Linked DNA regions of Homo sapiens: regions 1 and 3 are each linked to region 2. Evidence: read pairs that join two places in POLR2A ChIA-PET (ENCODE). Cell type or tissue: MCF 10A. All regions are shown on one strand. Each heading gives the region's core, and the rest is flanking DNA. Links, peaks and the distances in the headings are about the cores only.

Evidence for each region. ChIA-PET counts read pairs that join two places held together with the same protein. Peaks named below come from ENCODE experiments on the same cell type or tissue, not always from the same donor. Only the 100,000 strongest peaks of a DNase experiment are listed, where the experiment ranks them.
Region 1: POLR2A ChIA-PET joins it to region 2 with 5 read pairs; 6 of 35 experiments call an interaction of 5 or more read pairs at or near these places.
Region 3: POLR2A ChIA-PET joins it to region 2 with 5 read pairs; 6 of 35 experiments call an interaction of 5 or more read pairs at or near these places.

What each region holds. Positions count from the first base shown.
Region 1 is chr6:6,840,552-6,846,284 of GRCh38, forward strand. No RefSeq gene overlaps it. Among named protein-coding and RNA genes, the nearest start is that of LINC03055, 42 kb to the right of the region's middle. In MCF 10A, for the core only: no CTCF peak of the experiment used is centred there; no DNase peak of the experiment used is centred there.
Region 2 is chr6:6,691,940-6,697,672 of GRCh38, forward strand. LOC101928004 (a long non-coding RNA gene) reads right to left here. Exons shown (of 5, transcript NR_187687.1): 5 at 2,853-5,223. Among named protein-coding and RNA genes, the nearest start is that of LY86-AS1, 72 kb to the left of the region's middle. RefSeq lists an enhancer at 2,284-3,233. In MCF 10A, for the core only: a CTCF peak has its summit at 5,140 (motif pointing right); DNase peaks (open chromatin) are centred at 3,192 and 5,122.
Region 3 is chr6:6,854,445-6,860,177 of GRCh38, forward strand. No RefSeq gene overlaps it. Among named protein-coding and RNA genes, the nearest start is that of LINC03055, 28 kb to the right of the region's middle. RefSeq lists an enhancer at 2,212-3,411. In MCF 10A, for the core only: no CTCF peak of the experiment used is centred there; DNase peaks (open chromatin) are centred at 2,267 and 2,887.

The sequences.
Region 1 (5,733 bases), core at 479-5,478, 150 kb after region 2:
CAAAGAGGGAGAATGATCCTTATTGGATTCCAACAATTTATACTAACTGTTTTTCCTCATTTTCCCTTCACTTGATTTCCTCAACTGTTTGTCATTTTTCTAATGATGCATAGTTTTACAAGGCAGTCTCAAGTCCTTTGTGAAATGAGACAGGGTTTAACAAAGTGTTTCCATAGACACCCACTCTGCACACATACTGAGGTCTAGAAAATGTTCCCTGCCACCTGAGGTTGAGATCTGACCTGACACCTAACTCTACGGTCAATGCCAGGCCAACAGCATCAGCCTCACCCAGGATTTTGTCAGAAACACACGCTCTCAGGCCCCTCCCCAGACCTGTGTTGGAAACTTTGGGGACTCTGTTGCATGCTTAAGTTGGAGAACCATCACTGTAGACATTTGACTCAAATCAGAAACACTTCCCCTCCTACTTCCCCATTCACGGCCTCTATACCCACCATCCTAAAGCTGTATAAAAGCAAGGGAAACATCAGAATTAGACAGGACTGTGTTCAGCTCCACCTTCTAGCATTCAGGGTGACCTTGTGCAATACTGAGTCTGGCTTCTGAGGCTGGGCTTCCCAATCTGTACAACAGAAACCTCATGCTACCTAGTGAGGCTGCTGTAAGAATTAGCAGTAGTTCTCAATCAACGGCAGCAGCGATCCCTTCTGTGTCGTAACACCCTTGCCTCTCTGCAGTAATATGAAGGCACATATTGCTTTTCAATTACACAGCCTGCATCTTTCCCTCCATGGGAATTGCAATCCATTTCAGCTGATAGATGAGTCAAGAAAAAAATGGCAATAAACATGAAGATACAGAAGGAGCATAGTGAAGAAAGCAAGCAAAAGAGAAAAAGAAGGGATGAGAAGAAAGCAAAACATAGGTGAGAAAAAAAAGGAACAGGAGAAGTTTAGGAAGAATGAAGAAGGAAAAAAGTGACCAGGAAGCAGGTGGGGAAAAAGAGAAAAGAAAAAGTGGGGAAAGAGAAAAAATGATGAGAAGAGAGAAAGCATCAGTGGAAGGGAGGGAAATGAATGAGTCCAAGTTCTGCTGGGAGCCGAGCTTTCTGTCCCTCCTAGCATGAGACTCTACCTAATTACCCTGCCCCTCCAAGCCGCTTCTCAGGCTGGAAAGTGGTCTTCTGTCTGGAAAAAGCCATAAGCATCTTATGTACATATGTTCCACCTAATCCCTGGCAGTGCAGCCTGGGTGCCTGCAGATGGGGTCATGGGTTTGTGCCAGCTGCCACGTGGTGTGGGCAGCTCAGGCAACTCCAGTCCTGGATACCCACAAGCCAGAAGCTCAAGTGGCACCCTTCATCTCCCCAGACCCTGGCCAGGAGCAGGAAGGACTTCTTCCTTTCCCAATTTAAGGGCTGGAAACCAAAGAGAGTCCAGATTCTATTTCCAGTCTCCTCACATTGCTTCCTCCCTAAGCTTTTCCTCCCAAAGCCAGCTTGGTCTGGATGGGCAAGCATCCAGTTCTTTCAAATGAAAAGATGAGAATGAGAGAAAGAAAGGGGGAGAGAACAGAGGCACAGGGAGGAAAGGAAGGAAGAATGGAGAAGAGGAAGAAGGGAGAAGAGGAGAGGAGAGGAGAGGAGGCGAGGGGAGAAGAAGGGAACCAGAAGGGGAACCTGTCCTTGCTCACTCTCTTTCACTTAAAATGTAACTCTACCTGGAGACAAAGAATTTGCCCAAAAGAGCATCGCCCCCGACACGGATTTTTTTTTCACAAGTTTCGGTTTTCCTCTTTCTTTTCTTTCTTTTTTAAAAGCAGGAATGAATTCAATCCTAGAGTCTCATGAGAGGAGATCACTCAGCCTGCTAGAAGGACCATCCTGTCTGGAATCACAGGAATTAAGAGAAACCACAACTTTTCTCAACTCTCAGCGCAACATAAAACATGTCAGCACTTGGGAAAAGGCAGGTGAGTGACAAAGAAAAGCCCTTGCAATGAACTCATTCCTTCCTGGTTGTCTGTCCGGGTCTGCTTGCTATCCACTCGCCAATCTAGAGACCTCTCTCTCCACACCCTCCTCTCCAGAACCCACCCCACATCCTGACCGCTCTGCAAAATGATAGGTGTGATTAACCTGCCACACACTTGAACTTAGAGAGAAAGTGTGTTAAGGAAACAGGAAAGGGAGGGGAAATAATGTGAATATCAAATGTATGGTATATACCAAGTAGGTTAGCAGGGCAAGCCTTAAGTGAAGGGTGAGAAAGCAGCATTCGGCCGCACAGGTGCACTTGGGGAGTTGAGAGTTAAGCTTCATTCACTCACATTTCATTCTGCAGCGACAAAGGCTGCGAAGAACCACCTTGAGCTTAAAAAATGCCCAAGCATGATGGGACAGAATAGGATGGGTTACCAGGGAATCTTAAGATGGGGTCGGCGATGCTCCACAGAGCAGTTGGTCTTGCACCTAAGAACACCTTATGTGTAATTCGCCAAGGTTAAGCAGGGCCCCTCTCAGAATTTCACCTTGGCCCCTCCTTCATGGCCATGGTTTTAGGGCAGCACCTCCAATGAGAATGGAAAAGGGCACACCTTTTGCTTTTCCCCAGACACAGAATTCAACCACTAGTGCAATGCGTGGAGAACACAGACTTTCCAGGCTTCCTGTTTAAATCTCTCCAAGGAAAGGTATTTACAACACACCAGGCTGGGATGAGTCATTCAAAATACTCAAGAATTTTCAGCTCCATTTTAAAGGCAAACAAGCCGGATCTCTTCAAAAACTGCCTTTGGGAAGGGCCGAAGAGTAGTCAGGAGATTCTATCCTGACTTCATCTGGCCATCTATGTAACGAATGATTGCTCTGGTATCTCTTTACTCAGGGCCAGCTCTGCCACACACCCCACCCTCCACCTCTCCATCCAGCTAATCCTCACCATGGCGCCCTCCAGAGCATTCCCAGGCCAGCTTCTGACACCTCTACTACCTCTGACTGAGGGGAGCAGTAATTTTTTAAAAAAGAAAAGAAATCCCCACTTTTTTTTCTCCTTCCTTAGGGCAGAAAATCCAGAATTATTAAATAATGATAACCTAAAGCTGTACAACATAAATTACTGACAGTTTCCCCTTGGAAGACTGAAAATAAAATTACCTTAAGCCAGCATAATTCCTTAGCACACAAAGGCAAGCTCTAAAATAGCAAACATGGACTGAAGCTTTGCACATTTCCAGGTAACTTTCTGTACACAAATATGGAGCAGCCCATTCCTTACTAGTAAATATCCACTTCCAGATGGAAGCTTGGGTGAGCCTTGTCAGGAAATTCTCTGTTTCTTGGAAGCAAAGAAGTCCATTATGGAAGATTGGAGGTCTATTTTTTTTTTTATTTTCTTCAGAGACAGGATCTCGCTATGTTGCCCAGGCTGGTTGCAAACTCCTAGGCTCAAGAGATCCTCCTGCCTTGGCCTCCCAAAGTGCTGGGGTTACAAGCATGAGCCATCATGCCCAGCCAAGGCTGCAGGTCTAAAGAGAGGTCCCCAGAAGTTATCTTTGAGGTCACTCATGTTCCAGGAACTCCATCTTTGTGTATGGCTTCTGGAAGCCACAGAAGGACTGTCTGCCCAAAGGACTTGGGAAGGGCCCCAGACTCCAGTGCCCCGGTACTAACAACGTCTTTCTGGTGTGCATTCACACAAAAGCGCATAACTACTTTTCTCTTGAACAAAACCAGGGATAACAAATCGTGATTGTAATTTTACAGGTGTCTTTTTAAGAAATAATATACTTTATGTTTCAGAACAGTCTTAGATCTACAGAAAAATTCACAAAATAGTACATAGAGTTCCCATGTACCCTGATACCCATTTTCTTCTATTATTAACATCTCACATTATGATGTTGCACTTGTTAACAATTAATGAACCAGTATTGATAATGAAGTCCATACTTTTTTCAGATTTCCTAAATTTGTACCTTAGCTTTCTGTTACATTTTGTTTTTCCTTTCTGGGCACTGCATTACATTTAGAGATCATATCTCCTTCAGCTCCTCTTGTCTGTGATAGTTTCTCAGACTCTCCTTGTGCCTTGTGTTTGATGACTTTGGCAGTTTTGAGGAATACTGCTCAGGAATTTTGTAGAGCATTCTTTGACTGGGTTTGTCTAATGCTTTTCTTATGATTAGACTAGGTTATGGGCTTTTGGGAGAAAGAGCATAAAAGTGAAGCACCGTTCTGCTCATATCATGCCAAGCTTACACGCCATCAACGTGACCTATGACTATTTGTGCTGACCTTGATCACCTCGCTGAGGTACTGCTGGTCAGATTTCTCCACTGTGAAGTTACTCTTTTTCCCCTTTCTCCATAAGGAAGTCACTATGTGCAGTGAACACTTAAGGAGTGAAGAGCTATGCCCCACCTGCTTGAGGGTGAAGTTATCTACATAAATTCATATCTGGAATTCTTGTATATGAGAGATTTGTTGACCTGTCCCATTTATTTAATTATATCAGTATAGACTCATGGACATTGATTTTATACTTTGCATTATAATTCAATGCTACTTTATTCTATTGCTCAAATAAATTTTGAGCAATAAATTTGCTCTTTGGCCATTGGGAGTTCTTTCCAGTGGCTCTTGTGCCCTTTTGACATATCCCCATCAATTTGGCAGAAGGAAGAGAACACTTCCTTACTTTCTGGCACTACAGTATGCCTCAGGCTCATTTTGTATTTTTTTGCCCCAGTCCTATTTCTCCAAGGAGCTCTGGGTCCTTTTATGTGAGAATGATGCTAGAAACCAAGATCTGGGTGCTAGGTGTACTCCTTGCTACTAGGGTGTCTTTTTATTGTTTGTTTGTTTGGTTGGTTTTTTAGACCCTGTCAGCTGACAGAGAAAAGAAGTATTTGTTTGTATACTACTGTATATACATACATACCACACATACACACACACACACACGTACATACATACATTTATATACATACAAACATGCATACACAGTTTTTTATATATATAATATTTCTATATGTAACCATCTTATATTAAGTTAAACATGAGTTTTTACTGATGTTTCCAACTGTAAGCTGTTACCACATGGACCATTCTAGCTTCTTTCTCTTGATTTTCTGTAAATACCGACTCCAACAGTGTGAAATCTCTCTCCTACCATCCACTATTCATTTATTTCATGTTCATTACAGTATAGCTATAGCAATAATAAGAATTGTTAACCTGTAACACTGTGAGAAAGAACGTTATCAGCTAGAGTACAGTGCTTGTGTGCAGTCATTTTGCCTTTAGTCTTACATAGTCTACTCATTTCCAGTAGTATTTAGGTCAGTACCGTTTCTCCCACCCTCTTCAGTGAGGTTGTTCCATACATTTTTAATACAGTTAGCCTCTCTTATTACAGTCTGCATTTCTTCCTGAGATCCCACAACCTTCTAAATGACCTTTTCTTTTTATACACTGTATATATTAAAATTTTATGGGTTTTGACAAATGCATAATGTCATGTATCTGCCATTATAGTACCATCCAGACTAATGTCACCACCCTAAAAACCCCTGTGCGTCATCTCTTTGTCCCTCCCAACTAACCCCTGCCAACCACTCATCTTTTTACTGTCTCTGTGGTTTCGTCTTCTCTGGATTGTTGTATAGTTGGAATCATTCAGTATGTAGGCTTTTCAGATTTGTTTCTTTTACTTAGTAATATGCATTTAAGGTTCTTCCATGTCTTATTGTATCTGGTTTGTTTTTTAA
Region 2 (5,733 bases), core at 528-5,527:
GCTCTGTGCCATGTGTCAGGTAGTACCCAGGGCTTGTGAGACATCACTCCAAGTTTCCAACCAGGTATGCTCTTGATTCCAGTGGATGTGATGACGTTGTGCTCTCTCAGGGCTTAGGCTATGCCAGAGGAGGGATGAACATTCCTTGCTGAATGAGATCCCTCTAGCTGTTCCACCCAGGGCCTCTGGCCTGTCCTTTCCTTTGGTGATGGAGTGTAGAAGGCAGGCGTGGAGTTAACACAGAAAGATTTAACTTTCTGTGTTAGGCAGGCATGGAGTTAACCCTCTGAAAACACAGGATGCCAGTCTAAAGAGTGAAGAGAAAATGTGGTTGGAAGATGTGTTCTTCTACCTTTACATCATAAATTTCAGAACAGTGCATTTCATGACCAGAAGATGAATTACTGTTCACATTTTTCTGCATGCTCTGGATAAGATTTGCAATTGTGATCATTGCCAATGGAAGCACAGTAACAGCTTTCAGAGGGTCAGTGGAAGCCAGTATGGAAGATATACGCTGGACAAGGCAGCCTCTTGAGTGATGATGTAACTACCATTAAACACATGGTATCAGGGAACTACAGAGGTATGATCTGTGTTGCTTCAATACAAAAAAGTGAAGAAGAGCCACGGCACTGCCAGTAATAATGACGTTCCATGAGAGATATACAAGTAGCCAGAACTTTTGCCACTAAGAAGAAACTTCACACTGAAAGGACAATAGATAAATATGTAAATGCATCTTGTCTACCTATCACTCTAAATCAATTGATCAGTGTATACATCACCATGCCTCATGAATTTTGTCATAAATTTTTAATCAAATTGTTTATGCAGAGGATTCACGAAAATGAGAGAGATAATCTGCCCTGGATTAATCAATGACATTTACCAAGCTCTAATAAGAACAAGAATTGTGCTAGATACCATGGATACAATAAAGAACAATGCACAAATGGACTAAATGTAACTCACTGTCTAAACTGGTAGCAATGCATATAGACAGACGCAGGGTGTCCTGAGCAGGGACATAGGAAGGGGTGATGGAATGAACACCCAGCGATGGTTCCGTACTGATGTTCCCAGTTGAAGTCATCAAAAAGGTGACCACTCCACAGGAACTCCATTTGAGGGCCTTGTTCAATGGGACTTTTCAGCCATCCTCCCAATCCAAGTATTTTCTTCACCTATTAAACTTGTCTTTGATTAGCTCTCCATTGGTCAGAGATTCTGTGAGATACCTATGAAAAGATGGAAGTGACACTTACATATGCCTATCCCAACAGCCTAGCTGGAAATCACCAAAATGAGGCAAGAGAACAGGGTTTTTAGTGAACCTTTTTCCTGTGTGCCTGTTCTAGTTGAAGAATCTGGGTTTAATAGACCTAGAATTCTTTATAAAAGAATTCTTGCCAGGCCAGGCGTGGTGGCTTACGCCTGTAATCCCAGCACTTCAGGAGGCCAAGGCAGGTGTATCATGAGGTCAAGAGTTTGAGACTAGCCTGACCAACATGATGAAACCCCGTCTCTGCTAAAAATACAAAAATTAGCTGGACGTGGAGGCACATGCTTGTAATCCCAGCTACTCAGGAGGCTGAGGCAGGAGAATCATTTGAACCTGGGAGGCGGAGGTTGCAGTGGGCCGAGATCGCACCATTGCACTCCAGCCTGGGCGACAGAGTGAGACTTTGTCTGAAAAAAATAAAATAAAAAAATAAAGAATTCTTGCAACCACACCTCACAGATCACAGTTCCAGAACTGCTGCAGAAGAAGGTCTTTCTGAAGAAGGTACAAAGGGGAAAGATAAAGGTGCTGGGTTTTATCTCTGGTCCTGGTCAGAATCAACTCAGTCTTTACCAACAGGGATTGTCCCATCTGTCATCCTTGGTTACACAAGCCCCATCAGGCAGAATGGGGGAAGGACTGAGCTCTGGGCCTGGTGAGCACCACTGAGCGCCCCACTGCTACTTCAGGAATCGCCTATCAGGCTGGTGGGTGGGGTAGGAGTGAAAATAATCAGCACCAGTTTTGGAGTCCAGTCTAGAAGTGGCATTTGACCAGACCCCCCCATAGCTCTTGAGGGTCTTTTCTGAGGACCTTTACTGCAGTCTATGCAAAAAACCCACTCATAGTCCTCAGTAACTTCCAGTCCTCCAAAGCCATACAGTGTGGTCATTTTACTCATCCTCTAGGCTTTCTTTAGTTATTCATGCAAAGATAGGCCTGGCCTTGGGTGTCTGTAGCGAGGCCACAAGGCCTTGGATCAGAACAGCAACGTCAGGGAAAACAAAATCCAAGGGGCTGCCCAGTCCAAGGGCAAACTGGGAGTCTAGTCCCCATCTTGTAACCACGATCTCTACCTTGCGATGCTGCAGGGGCACCTCTTCTGCCTTTCACCTAGGCTCCTGGCAAAGGCCTTGCAAAGCATTATTCAGGGCACTGTGTGAGGCCAGAGAAGGAACTGAGGAAGACCACACCCATACACAGAGATGAAGAGTGTGGAGTGACAGGAAGGCGGGGCTTGAGCTGGTGGCAAAACGGGAAAAGTTCCCTTATCCCCGTGGCAGGGCTTGCGATGGAGGTGTGGCTGGCTTCTTCTGTGCCCCGCTGCTCAAACCTGTAGGGGGAGCATGCAGATGGGCAGGTGGTGGGGCTCCAACCCCACAGCAATGTCTAAGGGTGAATGTTTACAGCTCCTGAGGTCCCAATGGGCCTGTGTTACAGGATGCTGTTTCAGTTGAGCCATCCCTAGTCAGCTGTTAGACCTCCTGCCTTATTCCAAGGACAGAGGCTTTCTGTATCCTGAGGTTTCTTGCCTCCGTGCACCAAAAGAATCAGATCACACATGGGCTTGGAGAATGAGTGCAAGGTTTTATTGAGTGGAAGTAGCTCTCAGATGGGGGAGCCAGAAGGGAGACGGAGTGGGGAGGTGGTTTTCCCCTCTGAAGTCGGACCGCTCCGTGGCCAGGCTGTCCTCCAGCTGCACTGAGTGGTTCTGCCTGTCGATGGCCTGCCAGCCTGCCGTGGGCCACTATCAGTCTGCTCTTACACCGGTGTGTTCCTCTTGACGTCCAGAGGCTTGTGTGCGTGCCTGCTAAGCTCTCAGGTTTTTTTACAGGCACAGAATGAGGGTGTGGTAGGCCAGGGTAGTCTTGGGAAATCCAACATTTAAGCACGAAAACAGAAATGCCTGTCCTCACCTAGGTCTGTGGGCACAGGCCCGGGGGTGGAGCCCTAGCCAGGGACCACACCCTTCCCTTCCCAGCACTTCCCCGCCCCCCTTCCGTATCAGTAGCTTGAGGGAGTTACTTCTCAGGGAGATGTTTTGGTTTTTAGGGAGAAGACAAAACCTCCAATTTGAAAAACAAAGCGAGTCCTTTGGTGAGGGAAACACTGGACACACAGAGGGCGGGCTGGAAGGGCAGGTGCTGGGAAGACAGCAAGGAGTGCAGACCCACTGGGGAGGCAGCCTGGGAAGATGTTTATTTTCTGAGAGACGAGGAAAGACTGGGAAACGGAGAAATTTTTAGGGTGGAGGGTGGGAAACTTGGGAAACAGCAGATGGTCTTAATCTTCTGAGAAAGGAGGCAGTGCCAAGCCTGGCTGGGGCGACAGTGGGAGTGTGGGCTGAGGGATGGTGGGGACATCCTCTGCTAGCTGCTGAAGGTCTAGGATGGGCACTGAGGCGAGCCTCAGCGGTGCTCCCCGGGCTTGCCTCCCAGGAGGGACCCTGCAGGAAGGTGTCCAGATGCAGAGCCCCAACTCCTCCCCCAGAGACTTGGATTCAGTAGAACTGGGATAGGGTCCAAAATCTGTATCATTAGGACACTCTCAGAGTATACTTGTCATCAGGCAAAGCCTGGAGAAATAGCAAAAAGAACCGTTAGCCCCAGGGAGAGCCCACTGGAGGCTGGAAACGGGAAGTATTGGGGAATCACTTAGTATCCTTTATCACAGACTCTGCTGCCCAGAACCCTGGGGGAGAAAGCTGACAGGGGAAGGAGTGTGTAGCCACGTGGGATGTACCCAGGAGGGGAAGGTATCTCCAGGAGGGTAGAGTCCATCCAGGAGGGTGAGGTCTAGTTGGGGGGATGGGGTCTACCCAGAGGGGTGAGGTCTGGCTGGAGGGGGGATGGGGACAGTCCAGGAGGGAGAAGTCTAGCTGGGATGATGGGGTCTGTCCAGAGGATCAGGTCTAGCTGGGTAGAAGGGGTCTACCCAGGAGAGTTCTGGTTGGGGAGATGCATCTACCCAAGAGGGTGAGGTCTAGCTGGGGGGATGGGATCTGTCCAGGAGGATGAAGTCTAGCTAGGGGGATGGGGTTTACTCAGGAGGGTGAGTTCTGGTTGGGGAGATGGGTCTACCCAGAGGATGAGGTCTAGCTGGGGGGAGAGGGTCTGTCCAGGAGGGTAAGGTCTCTCCATAGGGTGCTTTGGGAGGTCTGGGGCTTGGGGTTCCTGTGATCACAGCCCAAATATATGACTTGGACCCACACTTGGCAGAGACCAAGGTGAAGACAAGACAGGACTGATGGACTCTGAGGAAAGAGCGTGGCGGGAGCAGGGTCAAGAGCGAGAGGCCAGAGTGCAAGGAAGTGGGAGGGTCTGAGGTGGGATCCCAGAGTGGGAGCTGGGGAGCTGGAGTGCTGGAAATGCTTCTCATGCTGGAGAGGCCAATCCTAGGGCTTGGTTAGACTAAGTGCGTTTAACTGGGGCAGCAGTTTTACACATGTATTTCAGGAGGAGATGATTTTATCATAAACACATTCCACTGATTCATGTGAAATCATTAAAAAAATTAAGGTCAAGGTTTTTTTCTCCTGGCTGCTTTAGGCTACATGCCCAGGACTCCTGTCCCTCTGTGGTGAGGGGATTTGGGTGGAAGAGTTTGAGAAGCTCTGCTGTGGAATCCTCTCCTTTTTAAATAAAGAGGGACACTCCAAGCCTGGCATTGAAAGGCACACCTCTCGGTGGAAGCAGTTGGCCAGGTTTTGATCCCTTAAGGATTGGAACCTTATGAAATTGCCAAGATTGGACCATGTTTGACTTGTGTAAATAGCTTCTTCCTGTGATTCAGTCTGAATTTTAGACTCCAGGTCTCATCGCTGCCTCCACCATGTGGCCTCAAGGGGGCGCCGCTCCGCCTCCTAAATCCCCAAGGACAAAGCCCACTTTCTTGGCTTCTGGAAGCAGCGCGAGGGGTCATTGGTGGAAAGAAGACTGCTGTATTTAAAAAAGGAAGCAAGCAGAGAGGAACATGAATTCAATTAGAACAGTTCCTTGTCCCCTAAAATATGGTCCCCAGACCAGCAGCATCAGCACCCCCTGGGAGTTTGTAGAATTCCTGGACACTAACCCAGATCTGCTGAACCAGAATCCACAGTTTAGCAGGACTGCCCAGGCTCTCCTACGTATGTGCGCATAGCAGAAGCACCAGTCTAGCCAGCCAAGAGTCTGCTTATTTGTCACCTGCCTTTCCAGCCCCAAGCAGTCTGGGCCCCCCTATCACTTCCCCTGGGGACACATTATTAGACCCTCCATTCTTCAAAATCAACATAAGGTGTGGCTCCCACAGGAACATGTTCCTGTCTAAAGAGCCTCCCCTTCTTTCAGAAAGTATATTCGTTATCTTTGCTGTGTAATAAATGACCCTAAAACAGAGGTTTAAAACAATAAACATTTATTTTTGCCATATGCTGTTGGTTAGAAGCAAGTCACTAATCCAGCCCAGGC
Region 3 (5,733 bases), core at 300-5,299, 160 kb after region 2:
AAACAAAAGGAGGTCTCACAAAAGCATGTCAGAGTCAAAATCAGAAATAGATGTGAGAGTCTCTGGAATCATGTCCTTAGTTCTGGCTTCAAACAGAGACCCTTCCTCTCTCTGCAGACCACTCTCCAGGAAAGTCAGCATAATAGGGTAGGTACATATAAACATTTTACTCCATAAGAATTCTTCTGTCAAAAAGACTTTCATCTTTGCATTTTGATTTTAGGGTTAAGAAGTCTGATGCTTTATTAAACTGGAAAACTCACCTGCCCAAAACCATTGCTTTCTTCAATGGTTCTGCACTACTGAAATCACTCAGTACTTTCTGACAAACAACTTAAAATGAACCCATCCTATACTACTGTCTGACCTTTAAAGAATGTGTAGAAACCTTTTAAAGTAGTATCTGAGCTGGGCGCGGTGGCTCATGCCTGTAATCCCAACACTTTGGAAGGCTGAGGGGGGCTGATCACCTGAGGTCAGGAGTTCGAGACCAGCCTGGCCAACAAGGCGAAACCTGTCTCTACTAAAAATACAAAAAATTAACCAGGCTTGGTAGCACAGACCTGTAATCCCAGCTACTGGGGAGGCTGAGGCACAGGAGAATCACTTGAACCCAGCAAGCGGAGGTTGCAGTGAGCCGCGATCATGCCACTGCACTCCAGCCTGATCAAGAGTGAGACTCTGTCTCAAAAAAAAAAAATAGTATCTGTACTGTAAGAAAATTACCAATGAATGTTTATTACTCCCAGGCTAATATTCAATAGCAACTTTTCCCTAAATCTATTTTCTGACGTCCTGAAGGACTTCTACTAGAGCCAGGAAGTATCATTAGATTTCCATCATTGACACCCTAACAAATCTTAGAGACTAAGGAGTCACATTTGCAGCCTGCTGGCCATCTCAAAAGCCTGTGCCTCTACTGAGGGAGTGGGAGAAAAAAGACCTCAGGACCAGAATTTAGTGAGATATTCTATAAACTCCAAATCCAACCATTTTCCATCCATTCATTCAACATATATTTATTGAGCTCCTCATGAGTGCCAGCCACCATCTAGGCATTGGAGATAGAGTGGTGAACAAGCCAACTAAGTCTCTGCTTCCATGGAACTTGTACGTTCTAGGGAAGGAGAGAAATCAGTAAACAAATGCATGTGTAAGACAATAGTCATCGAAGAGAATTTTAGGCAGGGATAAATACTACTAAGAAAACTAAGGCAGGCCAGTCATGGTGGTTCACACATGTAATCCCAGCACTTTGGCAGATCACTTGGCCCAGAAGTTCAAGACCAGCCTGGGCAACATAGTGAAACTCCGTCTCTACAAAAAAAATACAAAAATTAGCAAGTCTGGCTGGGTGCAGTGGCTCATGCCTGTAATCCTAGCACTTTGGGAGGCTGAGGTGGGTGGATCACCTGAGGTCAGGAGTTCAAGACCAGCCTGGCCAACATGGCAAAACCCCATCTCTACTAAAAATACAAAAATTAGCCGGGCATAGTGGCATGCGCCTGTAATCCCAGCTACTTGGGAGACTGAGGCAGGAGAATCGCTTGAACCCAGGAGGTGGAGGTTGCGGTGAGTGGAGATTGCACCACTACACTCCAGCCTGGGCAACAGAGTGAGACTCAGTCTCAAACAAAAACAAAAGCAAAAACAAAAACAAAAATTAGCCGGGCGTAGTGGCACGTGCCTATAGTCCCAGATACTCGGGAGGCTCAGATGGGAGAATCACTTGAACCCAGGGAGCAACAGAGTGAGACCCTTTCTCAAAAACGCAAACAACAACAACAAAAATTAGCCAGGTTTGGTGGCTTACACCTGTGGTCCCAGCTACCTGGGAGGCTGAGATGGGAGGATCAAGGATCAAGGAGGTTGAGGCTGCAGTGAGCCATGATTGCACTATTGAACTCCAGCCTGGGCAACAGAGCAAGACCTTGTCAAAAAGAAAAGGAAGAACGAAGGAAGAAACTAAGGCAGAATGGGAGATAGTGATGATGGGTGGGTGGGGTTGCATTCCACAGAGCTGTCAGATAATGGGAGGAAGGAGCTAGACATGGAGGGTCTGGGAAAAGCATCCCAGGATGAGGAACCAACAGAGATCCTGTGTCGCAGGACCAGGTTTGGAGGCTGCTGGCACCATGAGGACGTGAGGGCTGTAAGCTGGCAGAGCTCTTAGAGTGAGCATGCTGAGAGCTGTAGGTCATGGGTCGGAGCGTGGGTTCTATTCTACTGTGACAGGAAGTCATGCCGTGAGAGGATTTCCCCGCAGTGAAGTCAGGTGATTCGTGTCCTTAAATGCTGCCCGAGGACTTCTGAGTAGGTGGAGCCTAGGGAGGGAGAGCAGAGGCAAGGGGATCAGTCGAGCCCCGCTGGTGGGATGAGTCTGCCGGGACAAGGGGTGCTAGCTGTGGTCCTCGTCTGCCTTGTTCTCAGCTGTATCCTGGCCCCCAGATGAAGCCTGGCCACAGTGTACTTGGTAAATAGTGGTTGCAGGAATGACTGAAATCCTGGCCTGAGTGAGCTCACAACTTTCCATATGAGGCAAATAAGCAGATCTGTTGGTTATGACCCAGATACGTGGTGACCAGGGCAAACGTTTGTCAGAGGAGTGACGGGTGGGGGCTGGACTGTCTTCCCGGTACAGCTGTGGAGGAAAGCAGGCAGTGCAGCTGGGACATGCAGCCGCTGTCCCCTGGGGCTGGCGGAAGGGTGTGGAGTGACGGAGAGGGAGAGCTGCTGATCAGGGAGCTGGGCATCCCGTTGCAGCCTTACTGGGAAGCTTGCATCCCAGAGCCGACTTGCCTCACCTTTATTCAGGGATTCAGGCCCTTCCCCTCCCCCAAGGGCTTGCTTAATTCCCCTGGCTTCCTTGAGGCATACTCAGAAATTCCTTTCAGTTCCCCTTTCTGCTGGCTGTGCTTGAGGCAGGGATGGGCCAAATACCCTCCACGCCCTTGGTCCATCCAGAAGTACTGAGTCAACAGCCCTTTCCCAGAATCTACCTCCATCTCTTTCCACACCTGCAGCCGGACTGTTCCCAGGAATGAGGTGGGGCAGGACCTGAGAGCAAAGTGTGAGCTGGTGTGCAGAACCACCCGGAGGTGGAAGGAAGCTAGAATCTAGTGTAGGGTGCCTCTGACACTTGTCCCACACATAGATCTCCCAGGGATGACTGTGTGGGTCCGAGGTGGGATGGAAAACTTGCATTTCTTACAGGCTGCTGGGGATGCTGGTGCTGAGGCTTCCGATCACCCTGGAGGCACGGCTCTGTATGAAGGCAGGGTGAGGTTGGCAGAGGAGAGATAAATACAGTCACAATTTACTGAGTGCCAGACACCGGGCTAAGGGCATTATGTGAATAATCTCTTTTAATCCTCACCAGCCCTGTGAGTTGGCACCATTATTATGCCTATTTAACAGATGAGATTTAGAAAGACTGGTGAACTTGCTCAAGGTCACAGAGCTTGCAAGTGAGACTTGAACTCAATTGTCTGACTCCAGCAGTTGAACTATTAAGAGAAATTCCGAGAGGATAAATCTTGATCGTCTGACTATGATGTGTTGTAAGCAACAACTAGAGAAAAGATCAAGAAATGAAAAAAGATGCCCATACAGCCAACAAAGGGAAGGGTGTATATTGTATATGCAGCTATGACTGGACCCAGTAGAATTTCAGGATGCCTCAACTTCTGAACCAATCAAGATTAAAAATAGCTGTGACAAAAGAAAAAAGATAGCATGACACATTATCCTCTTTGCTTCGAATCTATCTAAAAATCTATATTTCAGGATAAAATTCCCTTCAGATTTAAAAATTTCTCTTTTATTTTTGTTGTTCTACCCCACCACATCCCAGGGCGTTTCGTTCAAAATATGTAGTAAGTTATTTCTCTAAATTGTCTTTGTTTTTTATGTATAAAGTATAATAGATAAGCACCTAGTATAAATTATTTCAGATTACTATACTACTGTACAAGGTAAACAGGAGATATGCTGAAATGCAGTTGTGGAGTTACGGCCTGACTTGGTATGAATAGCCTTTAGGTGTTGGACAGGGAAAAAAATGTTGGACAGAATTCTCCTTGCTGGACATCGTGCACATTGAAAATTAAAATACGTCGTGGAATTTAAGTATTTATAATCAGCACAACTCAAGTAAAAGCAACAATCTGGTTTAAATCCTTCACAAAAGGAAACTCAACGTTGGAGCATCTGAAGGGCGTACTAGCCCAACTGTTTTCTTTCCTAGGGAGAAAGTCCCTTGAATGTTACACAGGCTTAAAGCATGACCTTGCATTTTCATCCCTTGGCTTCCTCATTTTTGTAGATTTCAAATCAGACCCGAAAGACCGTCTCACGTGGTTAAATAATGTAGTGTCTGGGTTAATGACTCCAAAATGCAAAATGAGACCGGAGAGAGAACAGACTGTTTCTCCTATAGGCTGCCCTAACTCTCAGCCTCTGGGTCCTCCAGGCGCCCCATAAACATAATCTTGTGCGCTTCTGCTCATCACACCTTGTATGAGTACTCCACGGGTTTATTATACACGCAGGCTCTTGGTGGGGAGACAACAGTGAAACTGATAGATTGTAATTCACGTTCCAGTGAATCCTATGCAGGAGGGGAGGAGTCTGACCACAATAATGAGGCGTTCTTTGTCTTAGTTTTGCTTTTTTAACAAGTTTCCTAAACCTTGGTGAGCTCCATGCTCAAAGGAGTTCAGGGGCATTCTATTCAGGAAATTCTGTTTTTCCTTATAAAATTGGAATTAAAATGCTCTCATCTGCACTTGCTCCCCCAGGCCTTGGAGACTTGGTCCTGGGGACTCCCATGTGTGCAGACCTTGCATTGTCACCCGTGGTGCTTTTTCTCAGCTCCTCCTCTGAGTGGCAGAAGGAACGCTAAAACTCAGATTTCCTGCTTCCACTGCAGGCCTTTCTTCAGATGCTGAATGCCTTTCTACGTTCACTCCGGAATTATTAATATCGGACTGACACCCCCCTGCTTCCATCCTCAATTCCTGTACATATATGCCTGATGTCATCTAATGTTTTCCCTTTGGGGGAAAACAAATTCCAGCTTTCCAACAGAAAGCCCTAGATTTATCAACTCTTCAAGGCTCTCTGTATACAGCATTTTGAATCTAGACAAAATACATAAAGAGTTGATACCTTAGTTTCCAAGAAAATTATGAAAGCAAGCCCTGCTGTTTATGATTATGGGCTCTAAATGTGTAGCCCGGCCCTGTCCAATAGAAATATAATACAAGTCATGCACAGGATTTTAAATTTTCTAGTAGCCATGTTCTAAGAAAAGTAACAGATAAAATTAATATCAACAATATATTTTATTTACCTCAGTGTAACCAAAATAGCATTTGAACATATAGTTAATAGTAAAACAATTGTTAATGGGCAATTTTGCATTCCTTTTCACTCTAAATCCTCAAAATCCAGTGTGTTTGTTACAATGACAGCGTATCTTGATTATGACAAGGCACATTTCAGGTGCTTGAGAGCCCGGCATGGCCAGTGGCTGCAGTGTTGGACAGAACTGGGGTGGCCACTCACGTAATAGCTGGAAAAATCTTCGGTGAGTGCTTTAACTTCTCTACCCCTTCCATGTTTTCCTTCTTAAAGATAGGCCACTGGCTCCGCCTGTCTCTGGATAGCCTACCTATTACACATTCAATAGAAGGAAGGCAAGGAGGGAGGGAGGGAGGGAGGGAAGGAAGG